Linked DNA regions of Mus musculus: region 1 is linked to region 2. Evidence: chromatin loops called from intact Hi-C (ENCODE). Cell type or tissue: left cerebral cortex. All regions are shown on one strand. Links, peaks and the distances in the headings refer to the core of each region. The heading gives the core; the rest is flanking DNA. Region 1 has its middle 14 kb from the start of Gm32002. Region 2 has its middle 20 kb from the start of Snora26.

Region 1 (12,579 bases), core at 2,719-10,718, 62 kb before region 2:
CCAAACAGAGTCAGAAAAGAAACACTGTGGTCTCGACTAGCAGCATGACCCTGGAGAGACATAAAATAACGTTCATTCACCACAAATAGGGCATCAACGAGAGGCCAAAGAAACAATGCCACCCAAGTCAACTGAGATGTTGAAGGGTGTGGTGTAGCAGTTTCTCAAGGGTCTCAGGATGCGCTATAACATGATGGATAAACAGTCAGTCAGGCTGATGTGTGCAAGGGAGCCTGAAGAAAGCAGGCTCACTGTGGGACACCCTGCTGTCGCTGATGTTAATGAATCCAGAGAATTCGAAGTCCAGTGAGACAGATACCCATCGTTCATGACCACCCAAGTCTTCCTTCAAGCAGCCACCTCTACCAAGCTCTCAATCCACCTGGAACACAATCAGCAGGAGCTTCAAAAGGCACCAGATTATTCCAAAAACAGAAGTCCCATGTGGGGTCCAGCAGCAAGGAGAGAGACAGGATGAGAAGGTGAAGGACCAAAAGTAGGTGACCACAGATCTGAAGAAAGAAGGAAGGGAAGGAACGCTAAAGAACCGTCTCCTTGAACATATATTGTACCTACAAGCCAAAGGAAGTTGTAAAACTTGCCCAGATAGGAAGTAGATAGTCATTGGAATAGACTCAGAGGCCAGTACAAGTCCAGGCAATATCTGAGGACTGCCAGCCATGTGCTACATCTATGTTACAAAAAGATAGGCCACGGAAAGCAAGAAATCTGAATTACATGGAGAGAAAGCACATTCATGCAGGATTGCTTAGATTGACTCATTCATTCATTCATTCATTCATTCATTCTTTTATGTGCTCACTTATTTACAAAATCACCAAAGTGTCCAACCCCACATGCCCTCAGTGGTACTGTTTTCTCAACAAAGAATCATTCTGGAATCACGTAGAATAGACATGAGCAGAGCTTGGGCAGCTGCATTTCAAAATGGCCCAGAGTAGGTGCCATATAAAGCAGGTGAGTATACAGTGAGTATAGGATCAGCTGAGTTTAGGGCTAAGGACAGCCAATGGGCAAGGCTGGGAGGTAGAAGAGTGTAGAAAAACCAAAGAATGAGATGTGCACGTACAAGGTCCCCAAAGTTGGCAGACATCAGTGTGCTGGTACTCGTGTGAGGGCTTTTATATTGGCAGGGAGCTAGAAACCGAAGTGCAGGTGGGGGCTGAGAGTTTACAGAGTATCCTCTGTACACTCCTGGGTGGGTGATATGCCATCCACGAGAAAAGATTATCTCTTTTGAAGACAAGCTGGTCATCTGAAGTGGCTAAGATTCAGAACTTCGTGTGAGGGAATATGTAAATACATTGCTATTTTCTCGCTGGAAGTTGGCAGCGGAGGATAATTTCAAAACTGTGTCAACACCTTCTGCAGGACCACACTCAACACTTACCTGGGTGAGAAAGGTGAAATCAGGAAGAATTTTTAGACTGCTTTGCCCCAAATTCTGCACTAGTTTGTCTTTATTGTGTGCATGACATATGGCACATGATCAAACAGTTTGCAACTATGAAGCCCAGTGAGCACAGGGTGCTTTGGGGAAGTCAATATTGATGTCACGACAGTGGCTTTATGGGCGTTAAGCTGTCCATGATGTCACAGCAGATGTCTAGCTGCTTAAGAAGATGAATAGCCGTTTCCACGGAAAGGCTGAATCAGGCAGCAGCTCTGCTCACGCGTCTCTCACTGAAACTTAAATCCCTAAATCCTAGCTCATTATTGGAGACAGAGCAGATTCGTCACCGTGTCGGCCTTTGATGCTCAGCACTAAAGCACAGCTCCATTAGCTAGGAGAGGAGGGCGACTGGAGCAATTTCCATTTTACCAAGTAGACAAATGGTTTCCTGGGCAAGATAGGAACAGAGTCTCTTTTCAAATGAAACGAGATGCTTCTGGGGGGGGGGCGGGGGGAGTGACAGCAGCCTAACTAGATGTGACTTGAGGATCAAGAGGATGAATCTCTGGGCTTCTTTAATGGGAAAAGCAGGGTTATTGGCTTCAGACATGGCTGGGTCTACAAACCACAGTGATATCCGCAGGTATATGGACCTTCAGCCTGTTCACTTTTTATCTGTCTTTTCCTCTAGTCAAGTTATTTCCTCAGAAGCTCCAGGATTGTATCAGCCTCAGAGGCAACAATCCCCTTTCCCCATCGCTCCATCAAAAGTTTCAGAATCTATCTGGTTAGCCCTGCTTGGGTGGTATACGTACATTCCCAAGTAAAGACAACCCTTTTGGCCAAAAGGAGAGAAAAAGTCAGTTGGCTAGGCCTACATCACATGTCCAGTCTAGGAGCAGAGCAGGTGAGAGTTCCCTTACTGACACACTTCAACCAGGAAGGAGAACAAGGTACTTATAAATGAGAAATGGAAGGCAGGCTGGAAAAGGAAGAGATCTCTAACCTAAATCCCCCCACATGTAAATGAATGCTATGGGCCAAAGTGAAATGTCCTCTGTAGGCTCCTGCATTTTAACACATGGTTCCCAAAGGGTGGAGAGTTGCTAGAAGTAGTAGGCCACTGGGGGATGGCCTTGAGCTTTATAGCCCAGACCAATATCCTTCTGGTCTTTGTTTCTTGTCCCCAGAGATGTGAGAAGACTTTAAATGCAAAGTCCAACATGCTTTCTCCACCATGATAGACCCTGTCCCCTCAAAACGTGAGCACAGATCAATCCTTTCTCAATTTACTTTTGTCTCAGCAACTAGAAAAGAAATCAAAACAATGAACAGTCTCCTTGAGGGGCTGGGCCCAGGCTGCTGAAATGCAGCGGGGTACCTAGTGGGGGGGAGGGGCAGGATTTAGGAGAGCTCCTAAATCCTCTCCTTGCATTTCTTGTGTTTTGCTGGAAGACAGAGGAAAAATCGCATTTGCATTTGCAATGGCTGCACACCACACTTTCTGGAGAGGTGGAGGGGAGCGGAGATGATTGATTGTGCCTTTAGCTCTGAGTTCCACCCGCTACCACTTGCTTCTCCTGTGATCTTTGCATCAGCCGATTTTCCTGAAATGCAGTGCCCCTCCCAACTCTAAGACTCCTAACTCTAACTCTGACTACTTGGAATGGAAGGGCTTGATGGTTCGTATGTGGGAATAGTTATAACTATAATTTACTAGGCCCCTCCTGTGGGTTGGGTAATGCAAACAAGGTACATAGGATTCCTATTTGAGGAAAGCAAGTCCAGGAGAAGCCAAGGAAACCAGCTTCAGTCATCTTGCTCGCAAGAAACAGAGCTAGGATTTGAACTCAGATCTTTTGGGGAGTGGCTGCAGTCGCCCTGTCACAACTCCACTCATCTTGTCCAATGTTGGTTAAAGCTGTCGCAGCTGCCACTGCTTCCTGGCGCCACCAGCACCACGTTGGACTGTGCTTTGCTCAAAGAGTGGCCTCTGCCTCCACAAAATCCAAATCTCCTGATTCTGATACTTTGGTCCTTTTTTCTAGAAAAAAAATTATTTTTTTATTTACATGTTTGTCTACATGAATATATATGCACTACATGTATGGCTGGTGCCCCAAAAAAGACAGAGAGAGAGAATCAGATCCCATGGAACTGGAGTTAAAGACTGTTGTGGGTTCTGTGTGCGGGAACTAAACCTGGGTTCTATGCAAGAACATCAAGTACTTTTAACCTCTGATTCATCTTTCCAGCCCCTCATCAAACAAACTTTAAGATCAATATTTTATAATTGTTACCTCCATTATTCTCATGTCCAGTCACCCCCTCTACCACCCTGTCTTATCTTTGTCATTGGTGCCACCAAGACCACCATAACAGCTAAAACATTTGCCAACCAGCAAGGTGAATACCATTGACCAAATATCCACCACCAAAGAGCCCACCTTGGGCTGCCTGAGAAGTTACACAATGTTTCTGTCACTCAGAGGCTATGGTTGCCTTCATGAGTGGCAGTTATATCTACGGAGGCTTTATCACTGAAGGTTACCAAACTGTGTCACTCACAGGACCTTCATCTCTTTGAGCCTTTCCTGATGCTCAACATAATCTCTTGAAAGATATTCTTTGGCGTGCTTCTTAGCCAAGACCTTTACCCAGGTGTGTGCCTTTGATACTGCTGTCTTGAGACGGCCTTCATTATTCCACTCTAAGGCAGTGGTTCTCAACCCATACATAGGTCATGACCCTTTGGGGGGTTGCATATCAGATATCCTGCATATCATATATTTATATTACGATTCATCCCAGTACCAAAATTACAGTTATGAAGAGGCAATGAAATAATTTTACAGTTGGGCTTCACGACAGCATGAGGAACTGTGTATTAAAGGATCATGGCATTAGGAAAGTCAAGCGCCACTGATATATGGTTTTCTGTTCATCTACCTTGTGTGGCTTGGCATCTGTGACTACTTCTGTTTTGTCCTCAGTGACACAGAGCAACCACTTCCATCATTACAATCTCCACCGACTTTCTCAGCCACCTTGGAGTACATCAGTGATAAGTGCAGCGTCTCTGGAGCGCTTGGCATTGGTCACTTCCCATGCTTGATGCTGCTATGCGTTCCTAGTTGTTCACAATGGCGCCACAGCCTACAGCTGGTCACTTTCAAGCTCAAGGATCCATCCAGTGAGCAACCTTCCCAGTGAGCAAAAATCATTTGATTTCCACATCCAGAACAGACATGGTAAGGCGAAGCAAGGCAGAAGAGTCACTGTGAAGTGGTGACTTAAAGTCATAGAAGAGATAGGGTCTTGGTTATGAGACCAGTGGCTCTCTGGCTCTGGGGGACTGTGATCTGAGATCAAGATCCAGAGACCTGAAGATCCCTTCCCTTTGCTTGGCCTGGGGGAAGCGTCAGTGGAGGGAAAACTGTGAACACAAAGGACCACAGTTTGAGAGCCTGGCAAGGTGCTCGGTTCATAGCCAGGATTGCCCAGCCAGCCAGAGCTGGACAAACCATTCATTAATGTTAGACACAGCTTTGCACAACAAAAGTCTTGCGGTGGAAGACTCAGGCTGCGGTTAGGGTGTACACAATGTTGTCCTGACTCTGGCTCCATTTACATATAGCAGCTCAAAGTGTGGCTCCTAGTCTGGTAATGTTATCTAGAGCAAGTGTAACGCTAGTTGGATTGGCTCACACCTGTAATCACAGTGCTCAGAGAGCTACGGCAGGAGGATGGCGGGTCTAGATCAGACTGAGCTGAATAGCAAGATCCTATCTCAAAACAAAACGCAATTAAAAGTGTGCTTAACCTCTCTGGAGTTCAGCTTCTTGGTTTGAAGAATGGGGGTGGGGGTGGGGTGATTACAGCATTTCCTTCATGGGGCAAACGAGCAAACGGATGAAGATAAACACCGTGTATGCTATACTGATGTGATCATCGGCAGCTGCTCCTGCTGGTTTTGCTCAGGAATAGTACAGTGCTAGGTGTATGGTTGGCTCCCAAGAAATAGTTGTCAAATGGAAATTATTATCAGGCAGGTAGGTATTACACACACACACACACACACACACACACACACACACACACACACACAGAGAGAGGGAGAGAGAGAGAGAGCATAGAGTTCAAAGGGAAAAGTATGGGAGAGAGGCGAGGAATCAGAGGACAGCGAATTGGATCTGAATATGTTATCCATGTATAGATATTTTTAAAATACCTTTAAAGGTGGCAAAGTAAATAGCATCCTGAGGTTGTTTTCTGACCTCCACATGTATGCTGTGCATATATGTACCCCACACACACACACACACACATGCACACGCACACAGATGACTACAATTCCATACATTATCATTACTGTTGCAGCTACCTTGTGCACCCACACTCCACTGGAAGCCTACTCTGTGCAAGACCTGGAAAGAACCGGTTTGTTCAACTCACCTTCGTTTCCCACCAGCTAAGCTAGAGTGTACCTACTGAAGGGCAGCTAACAGAAGGACCAGTCCACACTGGCTCCTCAGAGCCTGTGGACTCCCAAGTGCTGCCACCTACATCAGACCAGACGCTGCTAATGGCTTTTGTTCATCTGCCAAATTCTTCTGCCTCCCTGACCTCCTCTGGGAAGAAAGCTCAGACATGACTGAGTCTTCTGGAAGCCAGAAGGTACCAGATGCTGGACGACTTGGAAGGCAAGCAAGGAGGTAGCAACCCAAGGGGACAGATCTCGGGGACTATGCACGGCCCCGGAGGTATTTTATTTGCTTTGTACCTTAGATGCCTCTGCCATTGCAGCCCTGGCCTTCAGTCTGCCTGCACTTCCTTTCCTCCAGAGACGTTGTTGCAGAGAGAGCTCACAGGAGTCAAAACAACAAGCCCGGTGATATGAAAACCATATGTAAACTTGGCAGGGCTGCCTTGTAGCCTAATGGGCCTCCCAGACATTGCAGGCCCACAGACACTGGCCTTTTGTGAGGCAGGAGACCTGCCTCCCCCTCCCTCGCTCCCATTCTGTGGAGACAAAATGAAAAAGGAAAGAGAGACAAGGAAGGCAGCCAGCTCTTTTCCCGACAGCCATGTGTTTCCGCGGCTTGGGGCTGAGTGACACTGGGCTCAGTGAGGGATAAGCATGCATCGGGCATTGGGTGTCTGTGGACAGCCTTGTTCCCAGGACCTTCATTTCTGTCGCTTGGTCTTCATGGCACGCCCATTTCAGAGACAAGGTCACTGAGGCTGATGGAGGTCTCGAGATGTTACTGATAACTGGTTTCTCCACCAGTGACGCATCAAATACAAGAGAATATAAATGATCCCTTTGATATTTGTCATTGCAAAGCTGCCTCCCAGGTAACCTTTGGATCATTTCAAACAAATTTAGTAACATTCAAAACTTTGCCTGCAGCTTGCTTTTTCCCATTATGTAGAGAGAAACTGAGATATAACTCTCTCCCTTTGTGACGTTGCTGCAATGATGGATAATATTCTAGGGTGCCATTGTTGTTCCTACCTGAAATTACTATACAGCTCAAGGCCCGCTGGGTGTGGAGGATGACTGTATTCCAGAATGATCATCACTGGGGGTGCTAAAAGATATCATTTTTTAGAATAGCTTAAAAAAGAAAAAGAGAAGCCAGATAAATGGTAGATAGGGCTTTGCAGTTATGGCGGCTTATCCTGTGTTTCCAAAGACTGGAATAAGCATGTTCGATAGGCAAATGCTCCTGCAAGCTGGCCTGTGTCTGTAACCTATGAATCACGACTCATCTTGGAATGGCTTCTAAAAAGACCCAAGGATACTTGAACGGCATATGCAAACTCAATAACCATTGGTGGGGTCAGCCCCCATGGGCTCAAGTGTGCTGGCATGAGCTCTTCTATGGACTACAGGGCTCCCATCTGGGCTCAGTCTGCTATGAGATGCTTCCTGAGCTGCGCCAGAGCTCTAAAGGCGCTGTCTGGTGATGATGTGGAGAGGGTGTGCGCTCTCACTTGCAGGGGGCTAGATGAAACCTTAGCATCCCTTAGATGAGCGAAAGCAGCAGCAAATGGGAGGAGGGCAGCCCAGGGGCAGGGAGCAAAGTCCCCTCATAGACGGTGGCAGTAGTCAATGAGTCACTTGGTACCCACACCTAATGGCTCTAGGAAAAAGCTGTGTCCCCAGGCATTGGTGAAGCACGACATTTTTATTATGTTTTGATTTATAATGTATCTTGTCAGTGTGGAGTAGGGTGTGACAGCCCCTTCCCAGTGTGGGAAATACATTTCCAGACCCTCAGTGCTGCACTATGGGGTAATACTATAATATATAGTATAGAATATATATGCTATAATGATATAGTAATATAGATCCCATATTTACTATGTTTTCCTATCTATATTTGTGTCCAGATAAAATCTAGTTTATAAATTATGTACAGTAAGAGATTAATGAAAACAGCTAACAATAAAATAGAAACGGTTATAACATGTTATGATAAATGTGGTAAAATGTATGAATTATTTATTTGGGGAGACTATTTTTCCATCTAACATTTTCAGACAAAAGTTGAAACGGAAACCATGGAAATGAAAACCCCAGCTGGGGGGAGCAACTGCATCTCACACATGCACTACTTTTTCAGAATAGGTTGTCTTTCAAATAGGCTGGCCAGATTCTGATCGATGTGCCGAGGGGGTGGGCTGCAGAGCACTTGGCGGGAGAGAGGTGGGAACAGAAAGATCTCTGTAACCAGTGTCCGGGCTCTCTAGCTCCTCCCACAGCCTTTGATTCCCATGATTTTGGTGCTCATTTTAAAATATGCAAATTAACCTTTACTTTAAGCCTCTTTGGTATGGTTTTGCCACCCTTGCTAGATATAGCCAGGCGCAGAGAGAAACCAAGTAGTAACCAGTCCCATCTCCAAGAGACGGGCGAAACAGAAACATCTCCACCCCGCTTTCCACGCCAGACTAAGGCCGCGCATTGTGTTGTCTAAATAGGCCCATGCTAAATAGTGTCCTCTCCAAAGTCAGCAGACCCATGCATGAAGGATGTCTCTGACCAAGCACCCACAAACCCCATAGCACTCTTCTTCGTTCAACGCAGTGCTAACCGCTCTGTGAACAGAGAGCTCCTCTCCAGAGGATGCAATTTAAGAGGAGGAATATCCAAACGTGATTTTTAAGAGAATGGAGCTGATCCAGGAACTGATAGCATTTCCAGAGCCAAGTCTCAGAAGGCCCGCAGAACAAATGGAGAGCATTTCAATGGCATCAGCGGAGGATGTGACTTGTCAGGGCAGATTTGCTAACAGGAAAGGGAACAGAGACCGCTCTTGTCTAGACGTCTGATTAGCGGGGAACTGTAGGATTAGGAGAGTGTGGAGTTTTCTGGCTGCCATTCTAAGAAGGCTGGGCTTTCTGTGAAGAGGGCTAGATGAGAGTAACATTTGTTTCCATTGAAAATGCAGACTGGTCCTAATCCTGCTTGGACCGCACACACCACGCCAGACCAAGGGACTAAAACCCACTGAGCTGCCGGTTTTGGATAATGAATGATGGGTAAACTTTGACTCAGGCTCATTTTGAGTGTGATGTTTTTATTCATTTGCAAGATTTTTAATAATAAAATTTGTTTTAAAAAATTAGAATTTTTGTTTTTCCAGATAGGGTTTCTCTGTGTATAGATAGCCCAGCCTGTCTTGGAACTCACTCTATAGACCAGGCTGGCCTTGAACTCCTAGAGGTCCACCTTCCTCAGCCTCCCAAATGCTAGAATTAAAGGCGTGCACTGTTTAACGAGAGGTGGACCATCAGGGTCTTGGCCTCAGAGATGCAAGAGTCTCTGGGGAATAGGGTAACTTTGGAACCGTTTTCTCCTCCTCTGGTCCTCCCATTTCAGCCTCGGATTGCCACGTGAGCACTCTGATGCCCATTCTCCAGGTTGGTAAAATCTCTTTTAGTGTTAGAACACTTCATCTGTGTCTCCTCAGCCCACGTAGGGCTCTCTGGAAACCACAGCACTTCAGGGATGGAAACTATGGCAGGGGTCGGAGCAAGAGTAGACCTTCTTCCTCCGGTGGCCCTGAAGCGAGGTGACCACGGAGTAGGGGACTCCAAGGGCTCCGGTAATAGGGGACTCCAGAGACGACAGGCTAGTACTGAAAGGAAATGAGCTCAGAAACATGAGATTCTTAGAGAAAGTCGACTTTCTAAAGCTCTCCGTTTCGTCATCCTTCCCCAGTCCCCGGCGTTTCATGCTGTCAGTCACCGCCGCCTTCAGCCTAGGGCTGCATATTTTTGCCATGACCTAAGACAGGGAACAGTTAGACCCTGTCTGTTAGGAAGTCACAGCCCAACTCAGTCACAGGAGCAAGCCACTGGCAAAGGCAGTGGTCGGGGCTTGAAAAAGCAAAGGGTGATTAGAGCCATCCCAGGCCATCTAGGGAAACTGAGTCAGCTGAATTTAAAACAGGGACTCTGATCCGGGCAGATAGGGAAAAAGAAAGAAAGAAAGAAAGAAAGAAAGAAAGAAAGAAAGAAAGAAAGAAAGAAAGAAAGAAAGAAAGAAAGAAAGAAAGAAAACGGATCTGGTCCAAGCAGGCCTCAGGCCATCCAGCACTGGGAGGGCAGGAAACAGAATCGACCTTTGCTTTTCTCTCTTCCCCCCAACCCTCACTGGCCAGTCAGCGACTCCCATTGGCTGAGCCCCATAGGCTGAATCACGTGGTTGCTGCAAGAACCTGGGAAACTGGCTGGTCTGTCCACCTGTCTGGACAAGCTGGGGCAAGCGATTCAGAGAGATCGGTCCACTTATTCTATAAAACACTCTCCTGACACTCCTCAACAGCAACAGGGGGCACAGCGCAGGATGAAATGTTCTTAGAGTGACTATTGGTTTAACGTCATTTCTTTTACGTTCCCAACTATCCTCTCATCCCTGAAAACTTTAGGTTCCACTAGGGCAGGGATGGCGTCTGATTGATATATTGACGATTCTTTAGAAATATTTGTTTAAAGTTCTGGGGATGAAACTCAGTGGTAAGGGGCCTGCCTAGCATGTGCAGAGTTCTGGGTTCCATCCCCGGCACGATGCAAAATGAAGTAAAGAGTGTGTACATAGATAGAAATATTCATTGAAAATAATTGAATGGGGCCGTGGGGGGTGGGGGGGCAGGCAAGAATAGTTTGTTAGGCAATGCCCTTGCTGTGCAAACATGAAGACCTAAGTTTGAATTCCCAGTGCCTAAATAAAAAGCCAAGATTGGCCACACCATACATACATACATACATACATACATACATACACACACACATACATACACACACACATACACACATACACACACACACACATACACACATACACACACACAATCTGCAATTCTAATGTAACGTTTGGAGCCTGGGCCAGGTGTTTCCAGATTCTCAGCCTTTCTTCAAGGAATTGAAACAAAGGCTCACACAGATTTGCAAACGTAGTGAAGGAGATATTCAAAGCAAAGCTATAGAACAAAACACGCTGCAAGAGAGCAGCGGACCACATGGTTGAAGATACCCAAGCACCCCTATTATTTTGGGGGTTCAACAGAAGAAGTTTGGTTTCTAAAGGGCATAATAAGAATGGTTGTTTTGATGAATAGGTTAGATCATGTGACTCTTTTTCTGATATATCCATTCTTCCCTATAAAGCATTCGATTTTAACCACACCCACACCTAACGTTGCATCCGAATAAGATAGTAAATAGGGAGTCCTCCTAAAAGTGCAGTCGAGAACATGATCTTCCCTTACTGACCATGCACCCAAAGCCAGTTCAGATAAGATCAGCCCTCTTACCCTCTGACTAGGATATATTGAGAACTTGTTTGAATAAAAATCATCCAAGTTTGATTGTCCTTAAGGGGAAGAGAAGTTTGTGCCATGGTTCAGGGGAGAGAATGGGTGCAGCCTGATGCAGTGGAAGTTCTAGGGCAGCAAATAGGTTGCTAGGAGCATTCTATTCTGTTCTAAAAGAAGTGTGTGCACAGCCCAAGCCAAGTGGAGTCCGAAGTTGCTAAACTATTCTCTATGCTTTCCTGCTTCATCCAGTCTGTAGGGCCAGAAGCAGAAGGATTGCTGGGGTCTGTTGATTACTAATCAAGCTCAAGATTCATTGAGTTACCCTGTCTTAGAAGAAGGCAGAGAGTGATAGAGTAGGACCCCGGCCTGCTCCTTGTCACTCCATGTGCACATGCAGGAGTTCTTATGCCCACACACGTGCATGCATGTACACCACACACAGAGGGGGAAAGTGAGTAACCGTGTACTGCCCTTCCTGCAAGCAACTGATTCTCAGAGTGGGACATGTGGCATTGAGATGAAAGGAGAGCAGAAGATAAGCCAGGATCGTCTACAAGCGATGTCTTCATGCAGCCACTGGGGCATCTTAGAACTTAAACAAATTTTGTCTGATGACCAGGGCAGGATTCTGTCACTTGATAATATATGAAAGTGTTTTGTCAACTACAAAATGATACATTCATCTTAGAGATTACGGTAGCAGTTATTATACCCTGCTCAGATGAGCTCATCTGCATTCACTTACAATGGTAGGAGAGGATCTTGGGGTCTGCCTGTGTGTGACTGTTTACGTCTGGGTACAGATAAAATTTCCAGGTGACGGTGTAAATTGTCAAATCTCAGGAAGAAAAACTGAAGATGACAAAGAGTCATACAAGAAGGATGAAAAGACACCATGAGACAGCTATTGAGTCCTCAGAAAAGAGAAAGCAGAAGAGGACAGGCCAGAGGGAAGAGGGGGAAGAACTGGAGACCACTGATCAGGAGCCAGCAAATGGCCATTGGCACTCACCCAGGTGTATGTTGTGAGCCTGGAAGGCGACCAGCAAGTTAACTATAGTAGACAACCTCAACAGTTACCGTCTGTTTCTTGCTTATGATGGGAAAAGTGTCCAGCCAAGAGAACCCTGTGAAATAAACAGTATTGTTTTCTACTTTAGTTGCAGAAAACTAGATGTCCATCCTCCTCTGTGTGTGTGCATGTGTATGTGCATGTGTGTGTGCATGTGCATCCATGTATGTGCATGTGCATCCATGTATGTGCACATGTGTGTACATATGTGTGCACGTGTGTGCATGCATGTACACGTATGCATGTGTGTGCATGTGTGTGCA
Region 2 (12,579 bases), core at 1,923-9,922:
AGATCTGGCACCCTCTTCTGTATGAAGACAGCTACAGTGTACTTACAGATAACAAATAAATTGATATAGGGCCAGGTATGGTCATGCACACATTTAATCCTGGCACTTAGAAGTCAGAGGTGGGTGGACTTTTGTGAGATTGAAGTTTACCTGGTCTACATGTTGAATACAAGATCAGTAAAGGCTAGGCAGTGAGATCCCATCTCACAAAGAAGTTAGATATAAACAAACTGCTGAATATTGAACCAAACTCATACTTTATTAGCTTAAAGTTTCAAATTACACACATAGCCTGGGTACACATTCTTAGAGGTAGGTTTATCCATTCAGATATAGACATTGTCAAAGGAGGCTAAAAAGTGAACACATCCAGTAGAGTGGAGCATAACAGAAAACAAAACAAAACAAAACAAAACAAAACAAAACAAAATATAAACCTGGGCTGAAGAATACAGTATGCTGTGTGAGGCAAAGTAAATCTCGTATGTTGAAAACCCATTTTTAAAGGATTCAGTTTTTAGTGCTCGATGTTAATGATACGTTTTTAAGCAATGTCACAATGTCCAATTCTAAGCTCAAAAAGGTTCTAAGCCCTGAAGAAGGAAGGAATGCTGACAGTGGAATGTTAAAAATGTCTATTGGGAGGATTGGAAATTCGTATCAAGTATCCCAAGGAAGGCATAGGGTGCTGGGTTTATTGTTTCTTCTGTTTGTATTGCCTTGCAGGCTGTGGAAAATAGCTCCAAAATCTCTAAAGATGGACATAAAAGATGTTTTTAATATGTAAAAAAACTCAACTTTTGAAAACATTATATATACGTATATATATATATATGTGTGTGTGTGTGTATATATATATATATATATATACACACACACACACACATATGAGAGAGAGAGAGAGAGAGCTGCTATGTGGGGTGCCAGGAGCCAAATCCAGGTCCTCTGCAAGAGCAGCCAGTACTCTTGACTACTAAGCCATTTATTCAGTCCCAAACAAACCCCAGCTTTCATGGAAGGGGAGTTTGGATCTTTTTAATACATATGCTTCAGAAGAAACTCAAAGTACACTGGTTGACAAAAGTTTATTAGCCAGCTCGCTGGTCTTTCTATTTCCATCTACATTGGGAAGGTCTGTTTCAAGTCTCTATCAAGATGGGTTCCATGGATATATGTGTTTGTGTGTGTGTGTGTGTGTGTGTGTGTACACTACATATATATTCTTTGTCATGTAATTCTGTCCTTTGATACTTCTGTCTATGTTCTTCCAGCTTTGACCTCTCAGAATTCTTTAAAGTTGATTCCTGGATGTTGTTGACCTTCTTGGCTTTCTTTTGTGGGTTCAGCACAAACTTCCAGGCTCATCTTGTATTTTTTTCTTGCACGTCAACCACCCAAACAAGAAAACCACAGTCCATGCCTTACAAAAAAAAAAAAAAAATTAAAACCAAGATCTGAGGGCTGGAAAAATGGCTCATCAGTTAAAAGCACCAGCTGCTCTTCCAAAGGTCCTGAGTTCAATTCCCAGCAACCACAGGATGGCTCACAACCATCTGTAATGTAATCTGATGCCCTCTTCTGGCATGCAGGTGTACATGCAGATAGAGTATCATTTACATTTAATACATACATACATACATACATACATACATACATACATACATACATCTTAAAACCAAGATCTGGGCATGAGATGCACTTGGTGTTTGCACTAATCAGGTGTCCATGCATCCTTGTATCCACACATAGCTTCCCTCAGGGACATAGGTAGGATATAGATGTACATAAATTAATCGTTATATACACAGATACTGCATATCTAGAACACTTTAAATTAGGGCATTCGGACTGCAACCCCCACCCCCCTTGGGTCAGCACAGTGACCTTCCTTCTCGCCCCTGTATTATTTGTAGCTTCATTTCTGTGACAGATAGCCCTGTTTCCAATCACCTGAAATTTAGCATCTTCAATTCCGCTGCGCTTAGAATTCTACAAGGTTCAGATGGAGAAGCTGTATCCCTGTGAGAAATAAATGTCCTATCTCCGATAGAGTTTGCCTTTCCCCTCAGCTTTGCGGTGCCTCGTCTAAGCTTTGTTTTCAAAAGTTAGGAAAGATGAGGGAGGGGTGCCTTTGAGTTCAAGGCCGGCCTGGCCTAAAGAGTGAGACTGGGTCTCAAAACCCAAAAATAAAAGTCAGGTCAAGGACTGAAACCATGTAGTCTGTGTTGCTTGGAAGGCCAAGGCATGAGGATGCCAAGTTCAAAGCCTGCCTATAAAGAGTTGGTTCAAGGGCAGCCTGTGCAACTTAGTGAGACTTTTGTCTCCAAAAAAGAGCTCACATGCATAGATTCTTGGGGCTCACATGTGTGGCCCTAAGACTATGAAAGAATAAAAGTTTAGTCTGCTCTCAGATTTGCATATGTGCTTGCATAGTTGCTTCTTTTAAAATTATTGGAAGTTAGATGATCTGGTTACAAAGTCAAAGGAAGCAAACAAAAACCCCAGTTAATTTGCTTTGAAATAGTTTCCTCTCTTGAATTTTTTAAAATGTATTTTTATGTGTACGGTTGCAATGTGTGTTGTGTCTGATGCCCAGGAAAGCCAGAAGAGGATGTCCAATCCACTGAGCCTGAGGTTACAGTTGTCAGCTGCCCTTCGAGAGCTGGGGATTAAACTTGGGTCCTGGAAGAGCAGCCAGGTCAGAGCAGAGCAGAGACCTCTGAGCCATCTCTCCAGCCCTCTCCTTGCTCAGCATTAATGTTACATAGATGGACTGACTACTGGAAAATAGGTAAGTTTGACTTTTCTGGCTACTTTCTTGCAACTTTATAAAATAATACTTGAGTGTATTAGAGTAAGATTGAATGTAGCAATCTTAACCGGAAGCTAGGCAGAGCAGTTTCAATATTCCCTGGCAATAGCTCTATAACTCCTAATTTACTAGCAAGGTCTGCAAAATAAAAAGGTGAAGGAAGTGGGCGGATCCACAAAAACATTGCGCACATTGTTACAACTGGAGCAATGCATACTAATGTAATTGTCTCCTGGGAAACTGGTCCTGATACTTTGTATCTTCTGGTCCTGATACTTTGTGTCTTCCCAACCGGGTGGGATGCTCTGACTGACTTTTGAGATCTTCATCAGGACCCGATTTTTGTATCAGTTTCACAGATTGTTCATATCTACTTGTGACACAATGGCTTGGAACCATGGGAATTGGTGCCATGTCCTGCTCTGGTGGCATGCAGTGTGGGTAATCTGCGAAAGGGTTGCATGGAACCCCTGTACTGTTTTTGCAGGTTTCTGTGAAACTGTAATTCACAATAAGATGTTTTTAAAATGACATTTAAAGCTTCTATTTCAACTTAAATGTGTGTATATTAAAACGTAATTGTCCTAACTTTTTTTCTGTATTTACAGTCATAGTAAATCCTCAAGCGAGATCACATTACTTGCTACATGTATAATAGAATATTTAAAACCCCATTCTCTTTGGCTGAGTAATTTTACTGAGGGTATATCTTAAGAAAATATTCCACCCTCTCGTGCCTTTCTAATAATAGGAAAATATCTTCCCCATTTGTCTATTCAGTGAAGAACCTTACAAGGATATGCAAAGAATCTGAACTTGTACTTAAACAAAAATCAATATTGATAGTTATTTCCCATCCCCCACCTTCTTTACCCGCTGTACTTACCTGATAAAGGCAGCTCTGGTTGGCCTTCCTGGCCTGCTACTTGGGCGTGGCTAAAACTTAATGCCTAAATGTGAACCATTCAATTTCAGGATCATAAAGCCAAGATCAAATGTCCCCATCTGTGCCACGATTCTAGTTTGTGCTCTCCGACATCATGGACATAGCTATGGGTGGTGGGTGGCACATGCCTATAAACTCAGAACTTTTAAGGTAGAGGCAAAAAGATCAAGGGGTGCTGGATCATCCTTAGTTATAAAGCAAATTTGAGATCACCCTGGGCTCCATGAGACCCTGTCTCAAAATCTCAAAAGCAAGCAAACAAACTCCTGAGCCAGTATATACTTTGTGATTTTTCTCAGAATATTTTTAGGCCTCCTCTATCAGATGAGCTTGTATCCCATTTCATTTAGAAATATAAGCAATTAGATTATCCTCTTCCCTTCAACCTACCCCATTCAGTCTCCTCCCTGACTTCCCTCTTTCCACGGATACCCTTGAATATTTCAGCATTCTCTTCGCCTCGTCATCCTCAACGTCTTCACCAAAGCTTCTGCTCACTGAAACTCACATGGCCTCCATCTCGCCAAGTGATCTTACTAAGATTTATTTTTCAGATTTATTTTTATTTATGTGTATGTATCTGTGTGCCACATGTATGTGGGTTCCCACAGAGGCCAGAGAGGGCTTCAGATCTCCTGAGCTGGAGTTAAAGGCAGTTGTTAGCCTCCTAACATAGGAGCTGGGAAGTAAACTTGAGTTCTCTGCAAGAGAAGCAAGCCCCCTAAGTTCCCTATAAAGCTCTCTCTCTCTCTCTCTCCCTCTCTCTCTCTCTCTCTCTCTCTCTCAAGATTTATTTATTTTATTTATATGAGAACACAGTTGTTGTCTTCAGACACACCAGAAGAGGGCATTGGCATTGTATCTCATTACAGATGATTGTGAGCCACCATGTGTTGCTAGGAATTGAACTTAAGACCTCTGGAAGGCCAGTCAGTGCCATCTCTCCAGTTCCCTGCACCCTCCCCCATAAAGTGTTAATAGAACCTAAGGCCACATTCTGCACAGTTGGCCACTCTATATGCCTCCCCTGAGTCACTCTGAGAGTATTTTATGTGTCTACTTGACTGAGCTTGGGGGTACCGGGAAACGGTTCAAGTGTTCTAGATATCCCTTTGAGGACAGTGTTTAGCCAAGATTGACATTTAACTCTGTAGACAACTCTAACAGTAAAAGCAGGTTTCTCTCTGCTGTGGAGAGACCTCAGCCAATTCTCTGAAGGCCCGACTTGAACAAAAGCACTCACAGAGTTCATAGCATATGCTACACATATTCTAGGTGCTAGACATAGACAGCAGGCAAACCATCATCTTATAGTCTGTCAAGAAGGGATAATTCTCAAAGAAGTGGCACCTTGCAATGCACTGGGGTGACAACCAGCAGATCATGTGACCAGGGTCACTAGCAAGCTGTGCTGCAGACAGCAGGGCAGGAAATTCAGTGACAGTTTTGCTAAGCCACTTGACTGCTGCCCGCTAGAGTCCTTACCTAAGTCTTGGGATTCAGTTAACTTGCTAAAGATGAGCATGATGATACTAGAGCCTTGTCCCCTGGAGTTCCGAGAGTGTGTACTGAATAACAAGCATCAGTGGCAGCCATACAGAAAAGCATTGAGCATCTTTGCCTAATTTAAATGCAGAGTTTGCATATGGTGTTTAAAAGGAAGAACCGTTTAAGCTGAGATTTAATGGATAAAAAGGATCCAGTCTTGTGAAGTAGGCTGAGGATGAATATAATGGGGCAGAGGGACCAGCTGGGCCAAAGAGTGATGCTAGCTCTGGGGATGGGATGGGAGGAGTCTGGGGGTGGGGGCAAGTAGATCTGCCTAGGGATTTGGATTTTATGTAAGCAGCATGGGAAGGTGATTCGGGGTGTGACATCGCGAGAGTTGTCATGGTCGTATTAAAATCTCTGACAGGACCCTGCCCTACCAGGCTCTAGGATGGGCTTCTAGGAAAGCAAGAGAACAGGCAAAGGGCCTGGCCAAAGAGAGGACCAGTTAGGAAGTTTGGAGACTCTACCAGGATAATTGGGGGTTTTGTTTGTTTTGTTTGTGGTGGGAGAGGTTATTTTTGGTTTTGTTTTGGTATATGTGAGCATGCTTGCCTGTGTATGTATGTGATGTGTGATATGTGGTATATGTGTATCTGTATGTGGTGTATATGTGATGTGTGATATGTGATATGTGGTGTGTGTGATATGTGTGGTATGTGGTGTATTGTGAGTGTGTGTGTGTGTGTGTGTGAGTGATATGTGGTATGTGGTGTGTGTGATATGTGTGGTGTGTATGGTATGTGATATATGATATGTGGTGTGGTGTGTGTGTGTGAGTGATATGTGGTGTGTGGTGTATTGTGAGTATGTGTGTGATACATGGTGTGTGTGTGTGTGTGATGTATTGTGTGTGATGTGTGGTGTGTAGTGGGTGGGTGGGTGGGATGTAAGAGGAAGTCTTCAGATGCTCTTAAATCCCTTGAAACAGGGACCTCTCACTAAACCCAGAACTCAGCATTCTGTGTTAAGTTATGGTGAGGCTGACCACCGGCAAGCCCCAGCAGTCGTTCTGCCCCAACTCTGCTTGTTGTCAGCTCTGGGATTACGGTGCAAAGAGCTATTGCTAGTTTTGGGTGCCGGTTATTAGAACCCAGGTCCTCCATTGTGTGCAGTGAGAACTCTGAACCTAAGTCGTCTCTGGGACCTTATCTTGACTTTGCAAACATCATGCACTCTTTAAGATTGTTGTCATTACGTTTATTTGTTTGTGCATTCCTGCATATGCAGACACGCACAGAGATCAGAGGATGAATCAAACTTAGGTGTGCAGGCTGGAAGGCAAGCACTGTTCCCAGGCAAGCTACCTTACCACCCCCTCATATGTTCTTATTGGTTGTTTTGTTTCCATTTAGAGACCATTAAAATCACAAGGTACCTGCTCAGGTCCTCCAGTACCTTTCCGTTGAATTCCTCAAAGTGGATGGACGATTACTTCCTTCCAACTGTGCTATAAAGATCGTTTCCTCGGAGCATGTGAGCATGTGGTGCATGCTTTTAATCCCACCATGGGCAGCTGGATCTCTGTGGGCTCCAGGCCAGCCAGGAGCCTGACAGAAAACAGACAAACCAAACAACCTCATAACAAGCATTCCCTAATAATTTTTCATTCATTTAAGCTTGGAACAATATAGCGGTGTTTGTTTCTATATTTTAACTCACTGTAGTAAAATTTTATGAAACCACTGAAATTCTCTAATTGTGCATAATTGACTCTAAAAACTAATAATAGCCTTTCTTTTTTGTATATTCCTTCATATTCAAATTCGCTTATTTTTTACATAGTGATATTTTTATCCTCCACAGTGCTGTGGTTCAGATACAGGCCCTACTATGCACTATGTAAGTCAAGTTATATCTCTCCCATTCTTATGGCTTTTTATAGACATCTTCTCTATATTTGTATTTAGCATTGTACCAACACACCAATTTTATATGAATCCACACATAAATAGGCATATAAAATACTTAGTCTCAGGCTTCAGAATTTCCAGTGCATCTAGCTATTTAATGGCCCTCTTTTACTTCATCCTTGGTACCATTCAGTCTCTGGAGATTTGAATAGGTTTGACCTCCATAGACTCATGTGTCCGAATGCTTGGCCCATAAGGAGTGGCACCATTTAGAGGTATGGCCTTGTTGAAGTAGGTGTGGTCTTGTTGGAGGAAGTGTGTCACTGCAAGAGTGGGTTTTAAGGTCATGGAAGCTCAAGCCAGTTCACTTCCTGCTGCCTGTTGATCTGATGTAGAACCCTCAGCTCTTTCTCCAGCACAGTGTCTGCCTGGATGCGGTCACACTTCCCACCATGATGATGATGGACTGAACCTCTGAAACTGCAAGCCAGCCCCAATTAAATGTTTTTCTTTATAAGAGTTGCTGTGGTCATGTCATTTCTTCATGAGCAACAGAAACCTTAACTACGACAGTCTCACTGTGCTGAAGAACATGGTCTTCAAATATTCACCTTAGATCTTAGCCGAAGGCCAAGCAACAATGCCCCATGTAATCAATTCCCTTCCCACAGACTCCCATTACTGCATCTAAAAGCTAGAACAGAGATGGCATCTGCTGTGTGACAGGAACTGTTCTGAATACTTTACATATTCACGAGCAGCAGTAAATACCAATTGTGTTAGAATTAATTTTTAGTGCTGATATTAACATGTCTAGAGTCTCATTCCTGGTTTGTAGTGCACATTTCAGCATACAGGATCTAGCAGCCCTCTGCCAGAGCCTGTTTCCTTCACCATGAGTGCCGGGCTGCTCAGAAACTTGCCACATGGTTCTCCTTTGGTGGTGATGGTGGGTTTCGCCAGACCAGACATTGTCTTACTGTATATCCCAGGCTGATCTTGCACTCATGATCTTCCTGCCTCAGCCTCCCCAGTGCTGGGATCACAGGCATATGCCGCCATATCAACTTCTCTGATCTTAGGGTCTTGAAGGTAAGAAAGTGAAGTCAATTCAACTCAATTGGGTTGGATGGTCTGCAAGTCCATGGTATGCTATGGAATGTGTAGGCATTATGACATATAACGTGGCAAGGGGGTACCTTCGGTGGGCCCATGCCAGGGTGTGCCTCTGAGCAGTTATGCAACAGACCTGGTGTAAAAGAAGTTTTTTGGGGAGGAGAGAGGATTGAGGGCCTGGGAAAGGGATAGAGGCAGACAAGTGGATGTGTAGACAGGCAGACAGACAGGAGGAAAGCCAGGAGGGGAGAGAAAGCAGGTGTGTGCAGGGAAAAGGCAGGGAGAGCTTGCACTGGGGTGGCTGGTGGCCCTATTTATCTGCAGCACACACCTGTACACCTGGCAGCGAGCAACAGATGATGACCTAAGCAGTTGCTAGGGGCCTGAGGGCAGGCCAATGGAATTGCCTGTCCACTAACTGTAGGGAACAGCAGGTGAGACAGTATCATGTTACTTCTGCATTTCAGCGACCAAAATACCCAAGTGGACAACGGAAAGGAGGGAAGGCTTACTTAGCTCACGGATTCCGAGTGATCAGTTTGTGCTTGCTTAGTTCATACAAGAACATTCTGGAAACTGGAACTCGTGACAGAGGAGCCTCTTTACCTCCTGACTGACAGGGAGCAGAGAGGGAAGGAAGAAAGGAAGGAAGGAAGGAAGGAAGGAAGGAAGGAAGGAAGGAAGGAAGGAAGGAAGGAAGGAAGGGAGAGAAAGGAGTGAGGGATAGAGGAGAGACAGGGACACGTTTCCCCCAGAGGCTCACCCCAATGACCTGCTTCACCCAGCCCCCACCACCTAACAGATTCAGAGCTAACTCTCTAGAATATTGCCAACAGCCGGGGACCAAGCACTCAGCAAATGAGCCCATGGGGGAACATTTTATATCCCAACCATAACAAGTGCTCACTAATTAATTTTTTAGGGCAGCCATTCTCAAACTTGGCTGCACATTTGAATCACTTGGTAAGATTTACAACTGACACTAAAGCCTGAGTCCCACTTCCAAGGACACAGTTGATTTGGAGTGTGGTATAGAGGGGGAGAATTTCAAGACCCAGGGAATTCAAAAGTATGTCCAGGCTTTATAGCCAGTATCTCAAAGGAACCTTAAAGCTAATTCCTTCTGTGTATGATGGTGCATGCCTTTTTAATCTCAGCACTTGAGAGGCAGAAGCAAGCAGATCTCTGTAAATTCAAGGCCAGCCTAGTCTACAGAATGAGTTCTAGGACAGCCAGAGTAACTTTGTAAGACCATGTCTCAATGAGAAACAAGGACACAAAGAGAAACACAAAGCCAACCTATTACCTATATTATACAAATTCCAGGTTAGAGGTTTGTGTAACCTACATAAACAATAAATACACATAATACAATAAACAAGTATGTGTTATGCAAGAGCATGTAAACAACATCCATCACAGCAGCGTTCACTAGCCCAGAGGAGGAACCCTAGTCCTCATCAGTAAACAAATGGGTAGACAAAATGCGGTGTGTGAAATACAGTAGGACAGTGTCTAGCCTTAACAAGGAAGAGAATTCTGATACGTGCCACAACGTGGGTAAATCTTGGCTGAGTGAAATAGGGCAAAGACAAACAAAATGTGTGCTCCTGCTTGTAGCAGTGAACATGGTCAAACTCTTGGGGACAGGAAGTAGACAGGTGAAGGGGACCAGGGAGATTTGTTTAGTGGTATAGAGTTCTCAATTTAGAAGGCTGAAAACCTTCTGGAGTTGTATGACATTGTGTGTGTATTTGGTGCCACAGAATTGTATGCTTATAAATGGCAAAAAAAGGAGATGTTTTATATTATATAACATTTATTTCCTCGAGACAGTGTTTCATGAAACCGGGGCAAGCCTCAAACTCCCTATGTAGCCAATGATGTCCTTGAACTTCTGCTCCTGCCTCTAACACCTCCAAAGTGCCAGCATCACATACATTTTACCACGCACACACACACACACACACACACACACACACACACACACACACACACACCACATACACATAACACATACACACCACGTACCACACCTCCCCATATACACAGACGCCACATATGCGCATAACACACATATACATGCACGCCACATTACACAACACACACACATACACCACACCACACCACATACCACACCTTCCCCCTACACACACAGACACCACACACACATATACACACACACAGCCATTGGGTATATGCAAGCTTCCTTTCCCAGCTAGATTCCGAGTGTCAGGAGAATAATATAGGATGTTTTATATTAGTAAAGACTAATAGTTTGCTCACTGGTGGTTGTTTTCCTTATAATATTATCAGATCATAGTCAGTGTTCTTTTGCTGTAAGGAGACACCATGACCACAGCAACTCTTATAAAAAGAAAGTGTTTAACTGGGCCTGCCTTATAGTTCAGAGGTTTAGCACATTGCCATCCTTGTGGGCAGCAAGACAGCAAGCACACAGACAGACATGCTGCTGGAGAAGAAGCGAGAGTTTTACATCTGTATCTGCAGGACCTCAAAGCCCAGTGCCATTGATATACTTTCTCCATCAAGGTCACACCTCTTAATCCCCCTCGAGTGGTGCTACTCCTTAATGTTCAAACGTTCAAACATGTGAGTCTATGGAGTCTACGGGGTCATTCCTTCCCTCCCCCCCCCCCCCGGTAAGACCTTCGGTGGGTTTTATTGGGTCTGAAGACCTTCCTCACATTCTCACTGTGACCTAAAACATTCTGCAGGCTCCCCATGTGGTTTAAGGCCTTTACAATAAGATGTTCTCCAACATCTCACTGAGACCTTAGGCCTTTCCCAGGTCCTCACTGGAGCCCACAACTCTATTTAGGTTCTGACTAGGATTTAAGAGCTTTGTTAGATACATGCTGTAATCTATGACCGTCCACGAATGCTCCTTGAGGCCTAAGGCCTTTCTCATTTCCTCACTGGGACTTGGGCTTTTCTAGACTGGTATCTAAGACCTTCCTCAGTTTCTTACAGGAGACTAAAACTTCAAAGATTTCTCGGTGAGGTTTTAAGCATTCTAAAGCTTCACCATTGGGTGTAAATCAGTTTACAAATTTTCACTGAACCTAAAGTTCCTCTCCATGTTCTCACTTGGACCTAAAGTCTTTTCTAGTCACATTGATGTCTTAGGTTTTCCACAGGTTCTCACTGTGCCCTAAAACCTACAAGTTCTCACTGGAGCTTAAGGAACTCCTCAGGGTCTCAATTGGCCTCAGAATTTCTCCATGTTCGTAGTAGGCCTTAAAGCTTCCCCAGGTGTACTGGGGCCTACAGCCTTTCTCAGATTATCATTGGTGTCTAGGTCATTACAGAGACCTGAGATCTTCACATATTCTCACTGAGGCCTAAGGGTTACCCCACGTTCTCACTGGGTTCTAAGTCTTTCCAAAGTTGTTTCTGTGTCTGAAAGCTTGGCCCAGGTTCTTACTAGAGCCTATGCCCAGGGTTTCAACTGGACCTAAACATTTTAAGTTCTTATGGAATCTAAAAGGCCATCACCAAATTTTCACTAAGTGTGAAAACTTTCCTCACGTTCTTCCTGTGCCCAACAACCTTCTACCTTAAAGTGGTTAACAGTCTTTTGCAAAGACCTTCTGCCTTCCCTAAGTTCTTTTTGGAACATAAAGGCTTTCACTGGTTCTCACTATGCTTTAAGGCTTTTTGCAGGTTCTGTTTTCCAAGGCCTTCCTGAGAAACTCAAGCCCAAAGTCCTTTCACAGGTTGACACTGGAGCCTAAGACCTTCTGTGATTTTTACTGTTATCTAAGAGTTCCCACAGGCTCTCACTGGTACCTCAGGACTTTCCAGGTGGTCAATGGAATCTAAGGCCTTCCAGCCTTCGCCAAGTGCTCACTGGGTCATAGAGCCTTGCCGAGGTTATCACTGAATCCATGTTTCTCCAGTTACTCAATGGAGCCTATAATCTAAGACTTGTCTCTGGTTCTTAAAGCCTTGCCCAGGTTCTCATCATCCTCTGGTGGGGAATCCTGGTGGATCCACCATGGAAACTGGGAGACACTCGTAGCTACATCTTGTTCTCACAGGATCCCCATTCAAAAGAGCGATGAGGTCATTCTATTTAAAGTACCACAGAATGCATTAACATTTTTAAAAGTTTTATTGTATGTTTAGGGTTGTGTGTGTGTGTGTGTGTGTGTGTGTGTGTGTGTGTGTGTGTGTGTGTGTGTGTGTGAAATGGTGCCTATGAAGGCTAGAAGAGGCCATCAGTGACTAAGGTGTTATTCTGGGTTTCACTGTTACCTAAAATCTTTTTTGTTGTTGTT

What was found. Peaks named below come from ENCODE experiments on the same cell type or tissue, not always from the same donor. Only the 100,000 strongest peaks of a DNase experiment are listed, where the experiment ranks them.
Region 1: it touches region 2 in a loop (2.7-fold over the local background); 3 of 42 quality-filtered maps call a loop at or near these places.

Annotation. Positions count from the first base shown.
Region 1 is chr5:74,169,514-74,182,092 of GRCm38, reverse strand. No RefSeq gene overlaps it. Among named protein-coding and RNA genes, the nearest start is that of Gm32002, 14 kb to the right of the region's middle. In left cerebral cortex, for the core only: no CTCF peak of the experiment used is centred there; DNase peaks (open chromatin) are centred at 6,492 and 8,661.
Region 2 is chr5:74,107,097-74,119,675 of GRCm38, reverse strand. No RefSeq gene overlaps it. Among named protein-coding and RNA genes, the nearest start is that of Snora26, 20 kb to the right of the region's middle. In left cerebral cortex, for the core only: no CTCF peak of the experiment used is centred there; a DNase peak (open chromatin) is centred at 5,332.